Regions from separate parts of the Homo sapiens genome. Here region 2 is linked to region 1. A link is an interaction called in ENCODE POLR2A ChIA-PET data of the cell type or tissue named here. Cell type or tissue: OCI-LY7. All regions are shown on one strand. Each heading gives the region's core, and the rest is flanking DNA. Links, peaks and the distances in the headings are about the cores only. Region 1 holds the start of LOC124905157 (small nucleolar RNA U13). Region 2 overlaps MRTFA (myocardin related transcription factor A).

What was found. ChIA-PET counts read pairs that join two places held together with the same protein. Peaks named below come from ENCODE experiments on the same cell type or tissue, not always from the same donor. Only the 100,000 strongest peaks of a DNase experiment are listed, where the experiment ranks them.
Region 2: POLR2A ChIA-PET joins it to region 1 with 10 read pairs; 5 of 35 experiments call an interaction of 5 or more read pairs at or near these places.

What each region holds. Positions count from the first base shown.
Region 1 is chr22:40,909,649-40,920,650 of GRCh38, forward strand. XPNPEP3 (X-prolyl aminopeptidase 3) reads left to right here. Exons shown (of 10, transcript NM_022098.4): 7 at 4,591-4,676. LOC124905157 (small nucleolar RNA U13) reads left to right here and starts at 5,231; the gene lies at 5,231-5,334. It also overlaps the pseudogene RNU6-379P. In OCI-LY7, for the core only: no CTCF peak of the experiment used is centred there; no DNase peak of the experiment used is centred there.
Region 2 is chr22:40,411,020-40,422,021 of GRCh38, forward strand. It overlaps MRTFA (myocardin related transcription factor A), which reads right to left. Exons shown (of 15, transcript NM_020831.6): 10 at 9,828-10,081; 11 at 9,386-9,557; 12 at 7,355-8,365; 13 at 6,322-6,474; 14 at 5,967-6,027; 15 at 1-888. The coding sequence ends at 371. Among named protein-coding and RNA genes, the nearest start is that of SGSM3, 46 kb to the left of the region's middle. RefSeq lists a silencer at 1,507-1,606 and enhancers at 3,237-3,386, 4,267-4,666, 5,372-5,871. In OCI-LY7, for the core only: a CTCF peak has its summit at 4,113; DNase peaks (open chromatin) are centred at 1,652, 3,962, 4,712, 7,792 and 5 weaker places; H3K4me3 peaks cover 4,500 bases; H3K27ac peaks cover 8,000 bases.

The DNA of each region.
Region 1 (11,002 bases), core at 1,054-9,053:
CAGCTACTCTGGAGGCTGAGGCAGGAGAATTGCTTGAGCCCGGGAGGCATAAGTTGTAGTGAGCCGAGATCACACAACCGCACTCCAGTGCTCCAGCCTGGGCTATGGAGCAAGACTCTGTCTCTAAATAAATAAATAAATAAATAAATATTTAAATATTTAAATATTTAAAAACCTAAAACAACATATTAGTGCAGAGCCAAGTATTCTACTCTAAAGCCTCTGCTCATTTCATTATAACTCTACTTCTCTGAGGACTTGCGGCAACAACAGTGAGCCAAGCAGATTTCCTGGGCAGAAAGATTTTAAGAAATTGCTGTTAGCTGTGAGGGAACATATCTTCTATGATTTTCTTCCCATGTGACTATACAAGGAAGGAATTGTGTATTCCTTTATTAAGTCCATTTCTTTACTGATTTAGTATTCAGTAAATCCAAAAGAAAAAAATATAGCAAACATGTAAATTATACAGCATAATTAAAAAAAAAAACAAAAATAAAAACGAATACCCATGAACCAAGCAGTCGATTTTAGAGCTAGAACAGTAGCAATACAACACACCTACCCTTATGCTGTCCCATCCCACTTCCTCCCTCCCAAAGGTAACTGGTAACCTGAATTTTGTCTTTCCCTTGACTTTTAAGAAATAGTTGTATTACATATATGTGACTCCCCAAACAGTATTAATTAGCTACTGCTTGTTTATAAACTCTATACAAATTGTATGCTCTGTATGTAGTTTGGAGGGATTTTTTTTAACTCCTAAATATCATAGGCTGGGTGAGGTGGCTCAAATCTGTAATCCCAGCACTTGGGGAGGTCAAGGTGGGCAGATCCCTTGAATGCAGGAGTTCAAGACTGGCCTGGGCAACATAGCAAAACCCTATCTCTACAAAAAAATACAAAAATGAACCAGGCGTGATGGTACATGCCTCTAGTCCATTACTTGGGAGGCTAAGGTGGGAAGGATCATCTGAGCCTGGGGAGTTCAAGGTTGCAGTGAGCTGTGATCACACCACTGCATTGCAGCCTGGGCAACAGAGCAAGACCCTGTCTTTAAAAAAAATAAAATATAGGCCAGGCACAGTGGCTCACACCTGTAATCCCAGCACTTTGGGAGGCCGAGGTGGGTGAATCATGAGGTCAGGAGTTCGAGACCATCCTGGTCAACATGGTGAAACCCCGTCTCTACTAAAAATACAAAAAAAAATTAGCTGGGTGTGGTGGCGTGTGCCTGTAATCCCAGCTACTCAGGAGGCTGAGGCAGGAAAATCACTTGAACCAGGGAGTCGGAGGTTGCAATGAGCCGAGATCGCGCCACTGTACTCCAGCCTGGTGACAGAGCGAGACTCCGTCTCAAAAAATAAATAACAAATAAAAATATATATGATAATATAAACCTTTCCTGACTATTTGTATCTGTTTATACTTCACTAGCAGTGTGCAATTCTGTCAGCCACATCCTCTCCATCCCCTGGTATTATCAGACCTCTTAATTTCTGCATTCTACTTGGTACAACATAGCATCTCTTTGTGCTCTTAATTTTTATTACCTTAATTACCAATGAAATTGAGCATCATTTCTTATCTTTAGCACTATTCATTTCAACTTAATAATACTTAGTTTAGGATATTCAGATCTGTGTTCACGAGTGAGTTTGGTCTATATAATTTCTTTCTTATGCTGTCTTTTTCTGGTTTTCATATCAAGGTCAAACTAAGCTCAGAAAAATTAATAGTCTCATTCTTAGTATTATGGAATGACTTGAATTAATGTTTCTTGAAAATTTGGTAAACACGTGTAGAACTCTTTGGGCCTGATATTTTCCTTCGTGCACTTTTAAACTCCTCATTCAGTATCTCTCCTATATTGAGGCATTTTCTTTCTTCTTGCTTTTTTTTTTTTTTCAGATGGAGTTTCACTCTTGTCACCCAAACTGGAGTGCAGTAGTACAGTCTCGGCTCACTGCAACCTCCCTCTACCTCCCAGGTTCAAGCGATTCTCCTTCCTCAGCCTCCTGAGTAGGTGGGATTACAGGCGCCCACCATGCCTGGCTATTTTTGTATTTTTAGTAGAAACGAGGTTTCACCATGTTGGCCAGGCTGGTCTCAAACTCCTGGCCTCAAGTGATCTGCCCGCCTTGGCCTCCCAAAGCGCTGGGATTACAGGCATGAGCCACCATGCCCGTCCTATTGTAATTCCTATAGTATAGAGCAGCAGTTAGTGTGGTTCATGAAGTTAAATATATTGTCATAAGAACACAGACATTCTCTTACTAGTGTACACTGGAGTATCCCAGAAGTTTTATGATGATAACACAAAAGACTGAATGCACAGGCAGTGTGAGATTCCAGCTGTCTTCTGTGACACTAGACAAAAGAATTTAGAAAATGCAAACAGTGCCAATTTTCTATTTATATTTAGAAAAATAGTTTTTTTCATAAAAATGTTATTTATGTTAACATGTAATGGGTTTATTTTTAAATGAATTTAATAAATATTATAAAATTTTCTCAGTTTTAATTTCTTAGTGTGATAAATATTCATAGATAGACATTTATGATTTTTCCAGATTCTCACTTTGATCATTCTTGTGCATTTTTCCTGGTATACAAGTTGCCAAGTTTGTCTAAGGGACACCTAATAATGGAATTGCTGGGTCATAGGATATACATATCTGCAACTGTGATAGTACCAAAGATTTCCAAAGAGATTATGTCAATTTATACTTCTACTCTTCCTAAGACAGTTTCATAAGTTATATGTTTCTACCATTTTGTCCATTTTGTCTAAATTACTCACAGTATTGTCTTACATTTTAAGCTACTTTTTATTTATAGTTATGTACCCTTTTATATTCTTGATATATTTTTGCCTTTTCTCCTTACTGTAGTAAATCTCATTAGATGGTTTCTTTAAAAAGTAAACATACAGGGCCAGGCATCCCAGTGTCTCATGCCTGTAATCCCAGCACTTTGGGAGGCTGAGGCAGGTGGATCACTTGAAGCCAGGGAGTTCAAGACCATCCTGGCCAACATGGTGAAACCCCATCTCTACTAAAAATACAAAAATTAGCTGGGCGTTGTAGCGTGCGCCTGTAGTCCCAGCTACTCAGGAGGCTGAGGCGGGAGAATCGCTGGAACCCAGGAGGCAGAGATTGCAGTGAGCCAAGGTTGCGCCACTGCACTCCAGCTCTGGGCAATAGAGCAAGACTCCATCTCAAAAAAAAAGTCAACATGTCATAAAATACATTTTATCCAGGATTTAGTTGTTTACTAACAGAAATTTATTCCATCTTTTGCCAAAAATGAAAAATCACATCCATCATTTTAAGTTGCCATTACTGTATGTTATCATTTACCCATTATTCTACTGTTTGTCAAATTTTGTACTTACTTAGATATGAATAACATATACTCTGTCTTCAAGGGCATAGAGAGATAATTTCAGCATAACATGACAATTAGAAAGTTAGAGATATACTTAAAGTTTTCTTCTTTCCCCACATGTATTATGATGGAGAGCAAAAGGGGAAGTGGGGCCTGGCGCGGTGGCTCATGCCTGTAATTCCAGCACTTTGGGAGGCCGAGGCAGGCGGATTATGAGATCAAGAGATCGAGACCATCCTGGCCAACATAGTTAGCCAGGTGTGGTGGCGGGCACCTGTAATCCCAGCTACTTGAGAGGCTGAGGCAGGAGAATCACTTGAACCTAGGAGGTGGAGGTTGCAGTGAGCTGAGATCACACCACTGCACTCCAGCCTGGGCAACAGAGCAAGACTCTGTCTCAAAAAAAAAAAAAAAAAGAGGGAAGTGATATTCCAAGGTTAAGTGTTTAAGGGTGGCTGTGTTTGAATAAGGCCCGGCATACCACTGGCATGCCAACGTATATAGGATTGTTTTTTTCTCTTGTTTCATAAAGCAAAGGCATATGGGTTTTTTTTTCTTAAAAAAAAATGATAATAGTGATATTTATGATGTGCTAATGTTTACACCTAGTAATTCAGTCCCAAGGAGTCTGGTTCCAAAGCCTATACACTGAAACACCACGCATTGCCAACTTTCTTGTGGCAGGGTGAATTCATCTGAAAAGATTTGTTTTGTTTTCACATGCCCCCTGTTTCAAACATCTGAAAAGTTTAGATGCTGTGTAGATAAATAGAAGAAACCAGCAATTAGTGTCCTTTAAATTAGAGCTTTAAAAAAATAAAAAGGACCAAGTGCAGTGGCTCACGCCTGTAATCCCCGCACTTTGGGAGGCCGAGGCAGGCAGATCACCTGAGGTTGGGAGTTTGAGACATCCTGACCAACATGGAGAAACCCCGTCCCTACTAAAAATACAAAATTAGCCAGGTGTGGTGGCAATCACCTGTAATCCCAGCTACTCGGAGGCTGAGGCAGGAGAATCGCTTGAACGCGGGAAGCGGAGGTTGTGGTGAGCTGAGATCACACCATTGCACTCCAACCTGGGCAACAAGAGTGAAACTCCGTCTCAGAAAAAAAAAAAAAAAAGAAAGGCATACTTTGGATTACTAGAAACAACTTATAATCATGAGCTTATCCACTTTAACCTGTCTTACTTTGTTCCAGGATGGGGAAATGGTGCTTCTGGATGGAGGTTGTGAGTCTTCCTGCTATGTGAGTGACATCACACGTACGTGGCCAGTCAATGGCAGGTAGGGCTTCTACAGAGTAACGTATCCCACTGCTTCTTAGGAGTATGAGTTGGAATATGGCTATATTTGGAATGAATGACTAAAGAAATACTATAGGTCCATTCCTGGTCAAGTTAGGTTGCAAAGCTCCTTATTATTTTCTAAGACTGTTTTGTTCATCATATCACTGGATGAGGCACATAGAAACACCTAGGTAACTAACAAAGATTTTTTTTTTTTTTTTTTTTTTTTTTTTTTTGGTAAGAGACGGGGTCTCGCTGTGTCATCCAGGCTGGGGTGCAGTGGCTATTCACAGGCCAAATCATAGCTCACTGCAGCCTCGAACTCTGTCCTGAAGTGATCCTCTCTTCTCAGACCTCTTAAGTAGCTGGGACTATAGGCACATTGCCACCATGCCTGACTCACAGACATTTTTTAAAAAATAAAGTTGATTTTTTAAAATACAGAAGTAATATTCAGGTTATGGTAGAAAGCTTGATTGGATTAATCCTCCATAGATAATAATTATAAAATCTGGACAAAATATTAAAAATAACTATTTAAAGGCACTAGAGATCCCTTTGTAGCTCATGAGTGTGATGATTGGGTGTTCACGTGCAGGTATGAGATGTGCTACCCTCAAACCTTCTTACAAGGTCAGCACATTACCCATCTGACATGAAAAAAATCAAAATAAAAGGCACCAGAGAGCTTTCAAAAATAGGCAGAAATTGTACAAGTCCATTCTTTTTTTTTTTTTTTTTTTGAGACGGAGTCTCGCTCTGGCACCCAGGCTGGAGTGCAGTGGCATGATCTCGGCTCACTGCTAGCTCCACCTCCCAGGTTCACATCATTCTCCTGCTTCAGCCTCCCGAGTAGCGGGACTACAGGCACCCACCACCACGCCTGGCTAATTTTTTGTATTTTTCGTAGAGATGGGATTTCACCGTGTTAGCCAAGTACAAGTCCATTCTTAAAAAACTATAATGGGCCAGGCCTGGTGGCTCATACCTGTAATCCCAGGACTTTGGGAGCCCAAGGCAGGCAGAGCACCTGAGGTCAGGAGTTCAGGACCAGCCTGACCAAAATGGTGAAACCCTGTCTCTACTAAAAATACAAAAATTAGCCTGGGAATGGTACTCGGGAGGCTAAGGCAGGAGAATCGCTTGAACCCAGGGGACGGAAGTTGCAGTGAGCTAAGATTGGACTCTGCACTCCAGCCTGGGTGACAGAGTGAGACTCTATCTGAAAAAAAAAAAAAAGAAAAACTATAATGGATAAAAATGGTGATAAGGGCTTTTTGCCTGAGGACATTGCCCAATGCACATAGCTTGGGCGGCAGAAAGCCACAGCCTTATTGATTTAAGATATCAAATGATAGATTTAGGTGCTGACAGAATAGCCAGAAAGATGAAGGAAAATCCTTGACGAGAAGGGCTTGTGGAAACTCTGAGCCCCAAAATCTGCATACAGAATATTTAAAAATCCTTGGCTGATTACTGAACTATGTGTTCTGAGGAGGCCTCATGAGGCTCAGCAAAATACGAGCAGCTAGAAGCAGAATAAACTGAGCAGAGATTTTAGTTGCTTCCCAGTGAGAACAGAGTTTGTAGTTTGAAGCTATCCAAGTTAACAAAATTTCTAGACATGAGAAGAAACTGGTAATTGTGACCTGTAATCAAGAAAATCTGATAATGAAATAATCCTGGCCAGGTGCAGTGGCTCATGCCTGTAATTCTAGCACTTTGGGGGGCCGAGGTGGGCAGATTACTTGAAGTCAGGAGTTCAAGACCAGCCTGGCCAAAATGTGAAACCCTGTCTCTACTAAAAATACAAAAATTAGCTGAGTGTGGTGGCGGGCACCTGTAATCCCAGCTACTCGGGAGGCTGAGGCAGGAATATCGCTTGAACCGGGAAAGGGGAGGTTGCAGTGAGCCGAGATTGTACCACTGCACTCCAGCTTGGGCGACAGAGTGAGACTCCATCTCAAACAAAGGAAAAAAAAAAAGAAAGAAATGATCCTAATGTTCCAATTAGCAGAAAGACTCTAAAGTAGCTGTTATAGATAAGTTAAAGGAAGATGTAGACATAATGAGCAAACAGATGGAGAATCTCAATGAGAAATAGAAACAAAAAAGAACCAGAGATTGTGGGAAGATGGCAGCAGCAGGATAGTTTTTCAAACTTTCCAAATTGTCAAATAAACATAGAGCAACTAGCTAACAAAACCAAACACTAGGTAGTATTTGTTACCTCAAAATAATTACCTCCTAATTCACAAACATTCAGTCTGTAACTGCCCAAAATCTAGACTGATAAACTCTGTATGTCAAGCAGCCTGGATTCTTTAACAAATAAATTACAAGGAAATGAAAAGAGGTGGAGGAGGAGCCTACTAACTAAAAGAGATTTTAGTTATATCAAATATATTACAAATGAACACAAAGAAAATTATCTTGGGGTGAATATTTGGGTGATAAAAATATCTTTAAAACACAAAGGACAGCCAGGCGAGGTGCCTCATGTAATCCCAGCACACTGGGAGGAAAGACAGGAGGATCACTTGAGCTCAGGAGTTCAAGACCAACATGGGCAGCATAGTGAAACCTGGTCTTTACAAAAAAATTAGCCAGGCGTGGTGGCACATGCCTGTAGTCCCAGCTACTCAAGAGGCTGAGGTGGGAGAATTGCTTGAGCCCAGGAGACAGAGGTTGCAGTGAGCCAAGATTGCACCATTGCAATCCAGCCTGGGTGACAGAGCCAGACCCTGTCGCAAAAAAAAAGAAAAAGAAAAAAACCCCACAATGACCAAGCATAGTGGCATGCACCTATAGTCTCAGCTACTCAGGAGGCTGAGGCAGGAGGATCACTTGAGTCCAAGAGTTCTAAGCTGCAGTCCACTATGTTGATCAGGTGTCTGCAACCAGTTAGAGGTTTTTGCACATTACCTAAGGAGGGCTGAACTGGCCCAGGTCAGAAACAGAGCAGGTCACAACTCTCATACTGATCAGTAATGGGAACAAGCTTGTGAATAGCCAGTACACACCAGCCTGGGCAACAGAGCAAGACCCCATCTGTAAAAAAAGGAAACAATTTAATTAAAATTTTTAAAAAACACAAGGAATAGGGAGTGACTGCTAACAGATACAAGATTTGGGAGGAGATGGTAATGAAAATTTTCTAGAATTAGTAGTGGTGATGATTGTACAACATTGTGAATATACTTAAAACCACTGAATTGTACACTTTTTTAAGTGAAGGAATTTTATGATAAGTGAATTATATATCAATAAAAATGATAAATTCGGTCAGGCATTATGGTTCATCCTGTAATCCCAGCACTTTGGGAGGCCAAGGCGAGCAGATGACTTGAGCCCAGGAGTTCCAGACCAGCCTGGGCAACATGGCAAAACCCAATCTCTACAAAAAAACATTAAAAGTGCTTCCTTCAGCAGCACATATACTAAAATTGGAACAATACAGAAATTAGCATGGCCCCTGTGCAAGGATGACATGCAAATTTGTGAAGCATTCCATATATAATCATGAAAGAAAAAAATAGCTGGATATGGTGTCACAGGCCTGTAGTCCCAGCTACTAGAGAGACTAAAGTGGGAGGATCACCTGAGCCCAGGAAGTTGAGGCTGCAGTGAGCTGTGACTGCACTACTACACTCCAGCCTAGGCAGCAGAGTGAGACTCTGTCTAAAAAAAAAAAAAAAAAAAATCTGTAAATAACAGTACACACAAATAAAAAAAATCACAATTAACTGACTATAAACTGATATGGCTAGCATGGTGGCTCACACTGGTAATCCCAGTGTTTTGGGAGGCTGACGCAGGAGGATCAGTTGAGGCCAGGAGTTCAAAACCAGTCTGGGCAACACAGCAAGACCTCTATATCTACAAAAAATACAAAAAATTGGCCAACTATGGTGGCGCACACCTGTAATCCCAGCTACTTAGGATGCTGAGGTGGCAAAATCACTTGACCCCTGAAATTTTTGGTTACGGTGAACTATGATCACATCACTGTGCTCTAGCCTAGGTAACAGAGCAAGGCCCTGTCTCCAAAATAAAAAAGTTAGGCCAGGTGCAGTGGCTCACGCCTGTAATCCCAGCACTTTGGGAGGCCAAGGCAGGTGGATCACCTGAGGTCAGGAGTTTGAGACCAGCCTAGCCAACATGGTGAAACCCTGTCTCTACTAAAAACACACACACACACACAGAAATCAGCTGGGCATGGTGGTGGGTGCCTGCAGTCCCAGCTACTCAGGTGGCTGAGGTAGGAGAATCACTTGAACCCGGGAGGTGGAGGTCGCAGTGAGCCGAGATCACACCACTGTACTCCAGCCTGGGCAACAGAACGAGACTCCATCTCAAAAAAAAAAGTTAGGACGAGGGATATTTGTTGGTAAGATTGTCATTATTCTGGGACCTATAGAAGGGTATTCTGGGATAGTCTGCCAAGTTTTGGTGGGTTTTTTTTTTGTTGTTGTTGTTGTTTTATCTGACTGGTATTCACCTTATAATAATTTTTTTTTCTTTTTTTTTTTTTGAGACACAGTCTTGCTCTGTCGCCCAGGCTGGAGTGCAGTGGCGCAATCTTGGCTCACTGCAACCTCCGGCTCCCAGGTTCAAGCAGTTCTCCTGCCTCAGCCTCCCAAGTAGCTGGGACTACAGGCAGATGCCACCCCGCCTGGCTAATTTTTGTATTTTTAATACAGCCACTGAATAATTTCTTAAGGTTTATGTTTGATTGATTTGTTTGGCTTTTTATATCTGTGTTTTGTTTTACAATTAAAAATTTTTTAAATTTTTAAATGACAATTTTAAAGCTGAAAAGTACATTAACTGAAACAGGAAATTCACCAGGTAGACTTAACTGTAGATTGGAGACAGCAGAAGTTTGCAAACTTGAAGATAAATAGAAATTATCCAGCTGGAAGAATAGAAGTACATTGTAAAAAGGCCAGGTGCAGTGGCTCACACCTGTAATCCCAGCACTTTGGGAGGCCAAGGCGAGTGGATCACTTGAGGTCATGAGTTCGAGACCAGTCTAACCAACATGGTGAAACCCCGTCCATACTAAAATAACAAAAATTAGCTGGGTGTGGTGGCAGGTGCCTGTAATCTCAGCTACTTGGTTGGCTGAGGCAGAGAGCGATCCTCACATCTCAACCTCCCAAGTAGCTGGGATTATAGGCACGTGCCACCATGCCTGGCTAATATTTTGTTTTTTTGTAGAGACACGGTTTCGCTATGTTGCCCAGGCTGGTCTGCAACTCCTGGGCTCAAACGATTCTCTTGCCTTGGCCTGCCAAAACACTGGAATTACAGGCATGAGCCACTATGCCCAGCCAAATTCTAGGTATTTAAGAGAAATGAAAACATTTCTCAACAAAAAGGGTTGCACAAGGACATTCATAACAGCATTTATTCACAATAGTATAACAACCAAAATGTCCATCAACAGGAGAATGAATATGCAAATTGTGGTCTGTTCATACAATGGAATACCACTCAGTAATAAAAAAGAACATTTTAATTACTGATCGAATGTTTTTTGTTACTGATTGAAGCACCACCATGGATGTACTGCATAGACAACCTTCTACCCTCACTGAGCATAGATTATGTTCAGTGAAGGAAGCCAGACACAAAAGAGTATATATTATATGATTCCATTTATATGATGTTCTAGATTTGGCAAACTAAGGTCAAAATAATCACAATAGCATTTGCCTCGGAAAGTAGGGATATTGATTAGAAATGGACATGTGGGCCAGGCGTGGTGACTCATGCCTGTAATCCTAGGACTTTGGGAGGCCAAGGTAGGTGGATCACCTGAGGTCAGGAGTTCAAGACCAGCCTGGCCAACATGGCAGAAACCCATCTCTACTCAAAATACAAAAATTAGCTGGGCGTGGTGGTGGGCGCCTATAATCCCAGCTACTTGGGAGGCCGAGGCAGGAGAATCGCTTGAACCCGGTGGGGGCAGAGGTTGCAGTGAGCCGAGATCGCACCACTTCACTCCAGCCTGGGTGAAAGAGCGAAACTCCATCTCAAAAAAAGAAAAAAAGAAATGAACATGAGGAGGCTTTCAGGGGAGATGGAAATGGTCTGTATAAGGCTTGAGTCCAAAATCTATAGGGCAGACTTCAGTCCAAACTCAGGCAGGGTTTATATTATAGTCTTGAGGCAGAATTCCTTCTCCAGTATACCAAAGCAGTTGTGGCATTTGTGTTTATGTATTGTGGGTTACCTTTTGGTTTGTGTTTCAGCCAGCTAGGCAACAAACTGTTAGAACTTTTCTGACCCCTTCAGCGGCAACGTTGAATCCAGAGT
Region 2 (11,002 bases), core at 1,258-9,257, 500 kb before region 1:
GCCCTGGGTCAGAAGAGAAGCCTCCCGCCTGGCCAGGCTTCACCTACCTTAGCCAAATTGTAGCCAGACAGACAGTGCCCCCTGACCTCAAAAAAGGAGGTCAAGCTGAAATGGCCCTGACCCTGACCGTGTGTCCAAAACCCCAGCGTGAGAGCCAGGGCTGCTTCTTGACAGCTGCTCTCCTCTGCCCTGCGTGGCACTGAACCAGGAGTAAGGGCTTCTCTGTTCTAGCCTCCCAGGGAAGGGAAAAAGCAGGGGCTGTGATTGTCAAGACTCACAACCATGTGGAGAGGCCGAATCACGCAGGAGAGCCACGCATTGGAGTACCCTGGCTCCCAGCCCCTTCCCCACCCCGTCTTGAGCCAGAGAGCTACAAGCAGGAATCCCAGTGCAGCTGCAAATCATGGCCATCGAGGAAGTCTGTGGAGAAGAGGCTGGGGGCTGTGGTGCTGAGGGGGGCTAGGCTCAGCACGGGACCACCTGACGACAGCTCCAGCCAGTCCATGCTGTCCAGGTGGCCATCAGCCAGGTCCAGGCCCATGGTGCTGCTGGGCTCAGGAACAAAGTGCAATTCCGAGGTGTCCATGGGTGACGGGGGGTGGTCCAGGATGGCAGTGCTGCTCAGCATCTGGCTATGGAGGTCGTCAATGAGGGAAAGGGGCTCTGGCCCGTCATGCCCACTGGTCAGCAGGGGCAGCCCCGTGCTGCTCTCCAGGAAGTCCTCCAGGCGTCCAGGGAGGGAGGGTGAGCCTGGAGGAGGTGGGGCAGCCTGGGGGAGCTCAGCAGAAGGTGATGGCTGTGCTGCCAGGGGGGACCCACAGACTGTCTTCGGGGATGGCTTCTCCTTCCCTGGCAGGGATGGCGGCTCCTTGAAATCTGCTGAAATTTCTGCCAATCAATCAAGAGAGTAAATGGATATCAGAAGCCAAGCCTGTATATCTACATGCAAAAGAATGAAGGTGGACCCCCCAACGTCACACCATTTACAAAAATAAAACGGATCAAAGACTTACTTAAATGTAAGAGCTAAGACTATAAAACTCTTTAAAAATATTTGCAAATCACATATTTGATAAAGAAGTGATATCCGGAATACACAGAGAACTTCTAAAACTCAACAACAAAAAACCAAACTTGACTCAAGAATAGGTAAAAGAAAGATTTGAACAGACATTTTTCCAAAGATGATATACAAATGGCCAACAGCACATGAAAAGAGCTCAATATCACTAGTCATGAGGGAGACCACAGTGAGATACACCTCAAACCCACTGGAGTGGCTACTGTAAAATTAAATTTTTAAGAAAGTATTGGTGAGGATACAGAGAAACTGGAGCCCTTGTGCCCTGTGGTAGAAATGCAAAATGGTGCAGCTGCTATGAAAAACAGTATGGAGGTTCCTCCAACACTTACTTACTTAAAAATAGAATTACCATATGATCTAGCAATTCCACTGCTGGGCATATACCCAAAAGAATTGGAAGCAGGGTCTCAGGTATTTGTACACAGGTGTTGATAAGTGCATTCACAACAGTAGAATGTGGAAGCAACCTATGTCCATCAATGGATGAAGGAAGTGATACTATGCTTAGTGCAACAGCCTGTCACAAAAGACAATTCATGATTGCACTTAGTCAAAATCATAGAGACAGAAAGTAGAATGGCAGTTGCTACAGGCTGGCGGAAGGGCCAAATGGGAAGTTACTGTTTAATGGGGATAGTTTCAGTTTTACGAGATCAAAAGAAAGGGAGATGGATGGCAGTGATGGCTGTACACATTATGAATGTATTTAATACCACTGAACCATACACTTAAAAATGGTTAGTTACAATGGGCTGGGTGCAGTGGCTCACGTCTGTAATCCCAGCACTTTGGGAGGCCAAGTGGGGTGGATTACTTGAGGTCAGGAGTTCGAGACCAGCCAGGCTAACATGGTGAAACCCCGACCTCTACTAAAAATACAAAAATTAGCCGGGCACGGTGGTGCACGCCTGTAATCCCAGCTACTCAGGAGGCTGAGGTAGGAGAATGGCTTGAACCCGGGAGGCGGAGGTTGCAGTGAGCCAAGATTGCACCACTGCACTCCAACACTGGGAAACAGAGTGACACCCTGTCTCAAAAAAAAAAAAAAAAAAAAAAAAAAAGGTTATGATGGGTTGGGCACAGTGGCTCACACCTGTCATGCCAGCACTTGGGAGGCTGGGACAGGAGGATTGGCTTCAAGCCAGGAGTTTGAGAGCAGCCTGGGCAACAAGGCAAGACCCCATCTTTATCAAAAAACAACAACAAAAAAAGGTAAATTTTAGGTGTATTTTACCACAATTTTTTTTTTTTTTTTGAGACTTGAGTCTCACTGTTGCCCAGGCTGCAGTGCAGTGGGGCAATCTTGGCTCACTGCAACCTCCGCCTCCCGTTTTCAAGCAATTCTCCTGCCTCACCCTCCTGAGATTACAGGCACGTGCCACCATGCCTGGCTAATTTTTTCACCATGTTGGTCAGGCTGGTCTCGAACTCCTGACCTCGTGATCCGCCTGCCTTGGCCTCCCAAAGTGCTGGGACTACAGGTGCCCGCCACCATGCCCGGATAAATTTTTTGTATTTTTTAGTAAAGACGGGGTTTCACCATGTTAGCCAGGATGGTCTCGATCTCCTGACCTCGTGATTTGCCTGCCTCAGCCTCCCAAAGTGCTGGGATTACAGGCGTGAGCTACCACGCCCAGCCGATTTATCACAATTTTTAAAAAATCAAAAAAAATGTGCAAAGGACTTGGCCATTCTCCAATAGAAGATACACAAATGGTCAGGCAGCACATGAAAAGATGTTCCACGTCACTAAATGACAGAAATGCAAACTAAGATACCACTTCACACCCATTAGGATGGCTTGTATCAAAAAATTGAAAATAAGAAGTGCTGGTGAGGAGGTGAAGAAACTGGAACCCTTGTGCATTGCTAGTGTGAATGTAAAACGTTACAGCTGCAGTGGACACAGTTTAGTGATTCCTCAAAAAGTTAAACACAGAAGTTACCATATGAGGCGGGGTGCGTTGGCTCATGCGTGTAATCCTATCACTTTGGGAGGCCGAGGCGGGCAGACTGCCTGAGCTCAGGAGTTCAAAACCAGCCTGGGCAACACAGTGAAACCCCGTCTCTACTAAAAAACACACAAAAAATTGGCCGGGCGTGGCGGCGGGTGCCTGTAGTCCCGGCTACTCGAGAAGCTGAGGCAGGAGAATTGCTTGAACCCCAGAGGCAGAGGTTGCAGTGAGCCAAGATCGTGCTACTGCACTCCAATCTGGGCAACAGACTCCGTCTCCAAGGAAAAAAAAAGAAGAAATTACCATATGATCCGGCAATTCCAACCCTAGGTTTATGCCCAGAACTGAAAGCAGGGACTCAAGACAGACACTTGTACACTGACATTCACAACATCCAAAGGGTGGAAACAGCCCAGGTGTCCAGCCACAGATGAATGGATGAAGAGAATGTGGTGAATCCACACTACAGGGTATGATTCAGCCTTTAAAAAGAGTGAAATTCTGACACATGCTGCAACACAGATGGACCCTGAGGACATTATGCTGAGTGAAATAAGCCAGACACAGAAGGACAAACTGAGTCTACTTCTGTGAGGTCCCCACGACAGGCAAATCCATAGAGAAAGTGGGATGGGGACTGCCAAGGGCTGGAGTTGGGGAGAATGGGGAGTTACTGTCTAATGGGTACAGTTTCCTTATGGGGTGATGAAGTTCTGGAGCGGATAGGGGTGACAGTTGCACAACACTGTGAATGGACCTAATACCTCTGATTGTACATTTAAAAAATGATTAGAATGGCAAATTTTATTATCTCACCACAACTAAAAAAAGAATTATGCAAAAACCAGGCCTGCTCCCCAACCCTGTGGGTTCTGGCCCCCCCTGTCCTGGCAGAATGCACTCTTTGCCCTGCAGCCGCTCTCACCAGGCAAGGAGGTCGCTGCCTGCCCAGCTGCCACCACCTGCCCAGACCTCTCTCCTCAAACACCTGCTTCTGGCATCACTGCCACCTCTTGGGCCACTTTTCAGTGTCCCTTTGGCGGCAGGCAGCACCCACACCCACCATCTCCCTTTCTCTGCCATCCCTTAGAAGCTAGAGTTCAAAGCCTGTTCCCTTTTCCTTCTTGAACAATATCTCTGGGGTAGCACCTCCTTCCCTTGGAACCTCCTGAAGCTCACGCCAAGGCCTCGCTCCTGAGCGCCCAGCCCAGCCGTCCTCACAGCGGGTCCCATACCTGCCGCCTCAGTGCCACCTGCACTGGTGAGAGATGCGCCTCAGACCCCAGGGACCCAGGGATTCTCCCTAGGGCTTGAGAATTACAGACCTCACAGGAACACCAGTGACTGAGCTCTTGTCTTAAATTGAAATAAAATTCACACAACATCACATCTACTCTGGTAGAGCTGTGGTTCCAGGCTGAGCTCCCACTTTGCCTGCACCCCTCAGCCGCTCCTCCTCCTCCTGAAGCCACTGAGACACTCAAAGAGAAGTCCACGCTCACCACCCAGCATCGGCACCACAGGCCCAGACTTCTTGCCTGCTGCCGCCAGTGAGCTCCTCCCCAGGACCATCTCGGGGTCATCTGGGATCTTCTACTCCCAGCTGGGTCCCCTCACACAGACGCGCGCTATTTCCTGCCCAGCATCTGCCCTACCTCCTTCTTCCCCTCTGCAGGGGAACCTCCCAGAGAGCTCTCTACGGCCACCCCCACCCTGCTCCCAGGCCTCTCATGGACTTCCTGTTGTGCCCATGATGCCTACCTTCCGTGTCCAGGCCTCGGTCCTCAGCTCCCTTGGTCACGGCTGGATTCCAGGACACCGCACCCTGCCACTACTTGTCCTCCCGACCCCCAAGGCTGGGCTTAGCCCCAACCTCTGCTCCCCCACCTCACACCCTCGGCAGCCTCCCAGCTCCAACTGCCAATCTAGATGTGACAACACTCCAACTCCTACCTCCAGCCCAGACCTCTCTCACAAATGCCACTTGATGTCAACTGTCCCTGTGAACCCTCCATTCGGTCTCGTGACACACCCCATCAGGGACCGCGCAATGTGGTCCCACACGTGCCCCCTCCCCAGCTCACCCCATCAATGGCCACTCCACCCTGGCCCTTTAGGCCACAGCCCTTGAAGTCATCCTTGGCTGTTCCTTCCCTCTCCCCCCACTTCATCCATAAAGACACCAACCTGGCTCTCTCCAAATGGGGCTGATTCCAGCCGCTCCTCTGCCCGCCACTGCTGCCTGCTGGGCCAAAGCCCAGCTCTCCAGTCGCCCCCCAACCTGGGGCTCCCTGCTTCTGCCCTTGCACGGCTACTATCGCCTGGGTCCTGCATCAGACCAGGCCTTTTCTGCTCAAGGCTGTGCGATGGCTTCCCACACAATGGAGCCAAAGCCACCCTGCCCTGGTGCCCAGGAGGCCACGCATGATCTGGCCATGAAGGCCTTCTTCCCCTTTCCTCAACTCCACTCCAACCCGCCAGGTACTCCCGAGGCCGCACAGATGCACACAGCTGCCCCTGCTCACAGGAGACATCCTGGACCTTCCCCACCAGGCTCCCCAGACCTCTCCCTCTCCTCCATTTTTGTCCTAAGGCTCCTCTCGGATCTTCCATATGATCTGCTTATTTCTTATATTTGTTGTCCACCTCCCCAGGCTGCACTGTGAGCTCCACAAGGGCAAATGTCTCTTCTGTTCGTTGGGAGGCGAGGGCCTTGGGGCAGTGCTTCCAGCTGAAGGACGGCACCTTCCCTGGTCCTCTCGCCCAGGCCTTGGAGACGGGAGGGCTCACAGCCACCACTGCATCCACAGTGCTTGCCCAAGACTGGTCACGCACGGAAGCATTCAATAAAAACAAACCAACCCAGGGCTAGAGACACCTATGAACAGAGAAGGCCGTCAGGGAGGCAGCAGGGGACCTGGGGTTACCTCCGCTCTGAATGAGAATGTCAAACAGGTCGTCCATCTGCTGGCTTGAGGAACCATTTTCCTGTGGGACAAAGGAAAAAAAAAAAAGAGATAAAAATCTTGAATGGGGGCTCCCAGCCCGAACTACGAATGAGGCCCCTCCCTCTGCCCCAGAATAAGCAGCCAGATCCACAGGACCCATGGGCGTGCCCGGACTCCTGGAGCCCGTCCCCTAACAACCCACTCCCCAAGGCCTCTCTGACCCTGAAGCTGGGCTTCGCCTGCCCCCTATTCCTCCGGGTGGGGCTGTAGGAGCCTCAGCCCAGCAGCCTAGGGCAGCTGCCAACACTAGCCAGGCCTAGCCCGCCTTCCTCACCTGCTGTTTGGGCTGCTGGCTCATGGCTTCCTCATAGCCAGGTGGTTCCTTCTTCAGCAGAGAAGTGGGGGTCCCAAAGAGGGGCTGCAGTGGGTGCTCCAGGTCCATCTGGGCAGAGGGGGCAGGCGCTGGAGAGCCAGGCTGGGACGAGGGCTGGACAGGAGAGCAGGGAGAGGACCAGTGGCCAGGGGGCTGGGGGTGCAGACCTGCCTTGTAGGGGGCGGGGGGCGGGGATAGGGCCAGGGCCTCTCACACTCTAGGAGGGAAGATGGGAGGCACTGGCTTTTAGGGAGCTTTCATGAAAGCCACTAGGTAGGAAGGAATACAGGATGGGGGGCCCTCAACCCTGCAGGGGGTGCCTGGCCCCTTGAGGTTTGGGAGAGGTCTCTGGGCTGGGCTGGTCACCCCCTGAGATTTCTGCAGCTTCTTTCTCTGCTTGGGGCTGCTCAGGGACCCCTGTCTCCTATCCTGAGGTACCTGTTCCTGTCACTGTCTTCTCTACCCCCAAGTTCTGCAGGACCACGAGGCTACATAAAGCCTTAGGGCAGCCTCACCTGTGGCCTGGGCTGAGAGAGGGTCTGCTGAGGGAGCTTTCCGCTGCTGACACCTTGGTGGGGACAGCTAGCCTCTCTGAGGAGAGGACCCTGAGCTGGATCCTGGCCAGAGGACCCCACAGCCTCTCCCCGGGGCAGGCTACCTCTGACCTTCACTGGCCACTCCCCACAGAGCAGCACTAGGGCAGGCCCAGCCTGGGTACGGGCTGCTCAGGAGTCCTGCTGCTGAGGTGCCGAAATGTTCTAGTCTCAACAGCCAGAGAGGTGGGGAGCTCACCAATGGCTCCGCCCTACAGCTAGGGGGTCTGAGGCAGGTCCCTTAACTTTCCTAAGTCTCAGTACCCCCCTGGTGAAGGAAGATTAAATGAAGCAAACACAAAATGTCCAGCACGAGGGGTCCCCTGGCCCAAGAGGGCTGTAGCGAGACGCTCTTCCCACCCTCCTCTGGGCCCTGCCCGGTTCCTCCCATACCCAGGTACCTGCTGGGGGCTCCCACTGGACAGGCCAGGGCTGTCTGCATTCTTATTGGTCACGGTGAGGACAAGGTGGGTCCCTGTGGAGTCGGTGATGAGGGTGGGAGGTGCAACCCCCTTGATGAGGCTGGGGCCCTGAGGCCCCAGAAGCAACTGGGGGGCGGGGACCGGCTCGGGCTCAGGCTGCAAGGCTTCCTGCTTCACCACCACGGACGGGGGCCCCGGGGCCACAGCACAAGGGTCTATGTGGTTGGTGGCTGGGGCCGCCAGGCTGGGGTTGAATGGGTGAGCGGGGCCCAGGGGCTGCTGGCTCAGCTGGCAGCTGGAGAAGCTGTTCTCCTGCTTCACGGGGGTGCCGAGGGGGGCGGGGGCGGGGGCGGGCTGCTGGGCTCGCTTCTCCTGCTCCAGCTGCAGCTTGAGCCGCTCCACCAGCTGCTGCTTCTGCCGGAGCATGCGCGTCAGCGCCTCGATCTGCTTGTCTTTCTCCTGCAGCATCTGGTCCTTGTCGCGCCCCTCTAGCTCCGCCCGCCCCCCAGGGCTCAGGCAACAGGACCCGGCCCGGGGGCCCTCCTCCTTCACGAGGATCTGCAGTGGCGAGGCCTGCAGGGTCAGCTGCGTCAGAGGTGATGTCACCATCTCACCAAAGGTGTCCCCGGGGGTGGAGTTTTCATCGCCCGTGCTGAGCAGTGAGCGCTCCGAGGGGGTGGGAGACACGGGGGGCGTGGAGCCCGTGCTGCCAAACTTCACCACCCCACTGCTGGCCACCGTGGCCACCACCACCTCAGCTGGAGCCAGGCCTGCTGCCACCAGGGCTGGCCCCGTGCTCAGCCGGGCCGCTGGGAAGGCTACCACCACCTCGCCAGCCTTGTGCAGGATAGAGGTGGCGGCAGGGGCCTTGGGGGCTCCTGGCACAGGGCTGATTTGGTCTTGATAGGCTCGAAGGCGCTCAATCAGCTCAGTTTTGGTGCCCGAGACAGGCAGTGATCGCAACTTCAGCTCCTGCTTCAGCTCTGCCACCTGCAAGGCAGTCAAGAGTCAGGGAGGCCAGGGGCAGCTGGACACAGGGCACTGGGTCCAGGCAGAAGGGCAGTCTGGGCCCCATGGGCCACTGCAGATGCATCAACTACCCTAATCCTCCAGCAGCCTGGAGGGTGCAATGCCCCCCACCACCTGAGCCAACAGCATCCTCTCTTTCATTGTTCTCACTCTAGCAGGGGTCTGGTTAAAATGCTCCCCACCTATGCAGGCAACGGGGGCTGGTACATGGTGCCCACAGCTGTCCCCAGCCCCCAGCCCCCAGCATGGTGCATGGGCTCAATAAATATTCAATGGAACAGACTGTATTTTGCAAAGAGAAAACTGAGCTCATGAAAGTAGGGCCCAGCCTGGTTCAGAGAACAAGTTCTCAAGGGAGAGCTTGGTCCAATCCATCTTCTGATGGGGCAGAGAAAACACGCAAGGCACTGGGCATGACCCACTCCTCTCCAAGGCCCTAGGATGGAAGCCAAGTCTGTGGCCCTGATCACAGGCCGCTCTCTTCCCAGGCAGACACTGCACCTGAACGGCAGAGTGAGCTCTGCATTAACCGGCAAAGGGGAAAATGCGGGCAGGGTTGCTACTGGACAGTCCTGTCTACACTGACCAGGTCTGCGACTGTGGACAAGCTCCTCCTCCTGTCACTGCCTCAGCCTGACCATCCTCAAAGGGGCACCAATCCCCACTTCTCACACTGCATGCAACACGTAAGTCGAGGAAGATAAGAGACATGCGACTGCCTGGACAGATGCTGGCTGTGCTGCCAACAACAGGAACCACCACGAGGAAGCTGGTGTCATTCACCATGACCACCTCCAGGCAGCCTCAGAGCTGTGTCCAAGGTGCCCTGTCTGATGGGGACCAGAGCCTAAAGCCCTGCTCTGCTTTCCATGACGGTGGGTCCTAGGCTGGCTGCCTTCCCTGCCTAAAAACCAGCACCCAGACAGCCCCTGTGGGAAGGGCCAGGCTGGCAGTGGCTCAAGTTTTCCAGTGGCCATGTACCTTCATGTCGTCCAGGTTGGCCGGCAGGGCTCCCGGCTTGCCAGTCAGTGAGGTGCTGTTCTGACGTGCCAGCCCACAGGGCCCAGGGGCGCCCGAGCTGGAGCTGCTATTGGTAGTGGAGAGGCTGCGTACTGGGGGGGTCCCGCTGCTTCCCAGGGCCTCGCCTGCTGACCTGGGAAGAAAAGGCAGAAATTAGCCCCATCCAGCTTCGCCCGTGGCCTCTGCAGGTGGCAGCCCAAGCCTGGGCAGCAGGATTGGGTACAGATGGGCATGGGGCAAGGGCCCAGCAAAGGCTAGGGTGGCCCTGCCTGCAGACCACTCTGTAGCATCCAGACCAGCGGGTCCTTAAAGATGTGAGGTTCACCCCCACCAGACCTGGCACCTGCCTGGCTCAGGGTGGCTCGGGGAGGGCAGGGGCAGGCAGTGAGGAGCGGGTGCCTACTTTGGCGGGGCAGGCAGGATGGCCTGGTAGTTGTGGTGCTGCTGCTGCTGCTGGTTGAGGATCTGCAGCTGGAGGAAGAGCTGCTGCTGCTGCAGGATCTTGGCGTAGGATGAGTCCATGGGGGGTGCCCCCCTGTCCTGCTTCTGGTCCGGGGGGATGTACTGGTGGTACTTGAGCTTCTTCACCTTTGGCTTCAGCTCCTTGGCCTTCTTGCTGCGCTGTGACTTCTCACTGGCAGACTTGGGTTGGCTTTGCTGAGGGCACAGGAGACAGGGTGCCATTCAGGGGCAGCCTCAGGCTTCTCGGGGTGGGGCTGGCAACTCTCCCCACACCTGTGTGGCTTCTGAGAAGACATCCCCATCCACACTTTGCCCATTTCCACTCTTCCCTGTGGGACCGTACACCCCGTGAAAAGCAGAAATGTGCCCAGAAATGTGCCAGGAAAGGGGCTGGAGTGACAAAGAGGGCTATGCCTGACCCCCGACTTAAAAGCTTCTAGCTCAAGCAAAGACATCACCATGACCCCAAGCAGGGTGAACACAAGGAGGTAAAACCCAGCTGACTGATGGAGCTCGGGCTGCGCCAGACCAGGCACCTTCCAAAGACGGGGCCACACAAGCCTCTCCAGAATGCTGCTTGCTCTTCTCTTGCTCTTTTTGGGGCTGGGGGGAATTCTGCCAGGTAGGAACTGTCGTGTCTACTTGAAAATGGTGAACGGGCTCAAAGAAGTCACTTGCCCAAAGTCACAATGTGATCTTGTTCTTGTTCTAACACAGGACTCCAAAAGCTCCTATTCATGCCCCCAAAGACCTCCAGCTGGCACAGCCACTGGGCCAGGAGAGTCAGAAGACCCAAACTGACCAATAAGGGCCAGTAGGTGATATATGGGAGGTCTGTTCTTGGAGCAAGGAAGGGCGCAGTTGGACGAGGTGAGTTAGCAAGGGAGTGCCAGAGAGAGACCACGGAGAGCCGAGAAGTTTTGAGCAGAGAATGGCAGACAAAAGCGTACAAGGCTGGATGTAGGAACAGGTGGTGTCTAGACCTTGTGGCAATGAGGACTGAAAGGAAGGTTTGGGCAGGTGACCCACTAGTGGAAGAACAGACAAAGTGAACATGTGGCAGGTGAGAAGTGATCACAGAAGAGGTTCTGGTTTTGCTGGGAGCATGGGAAGGAT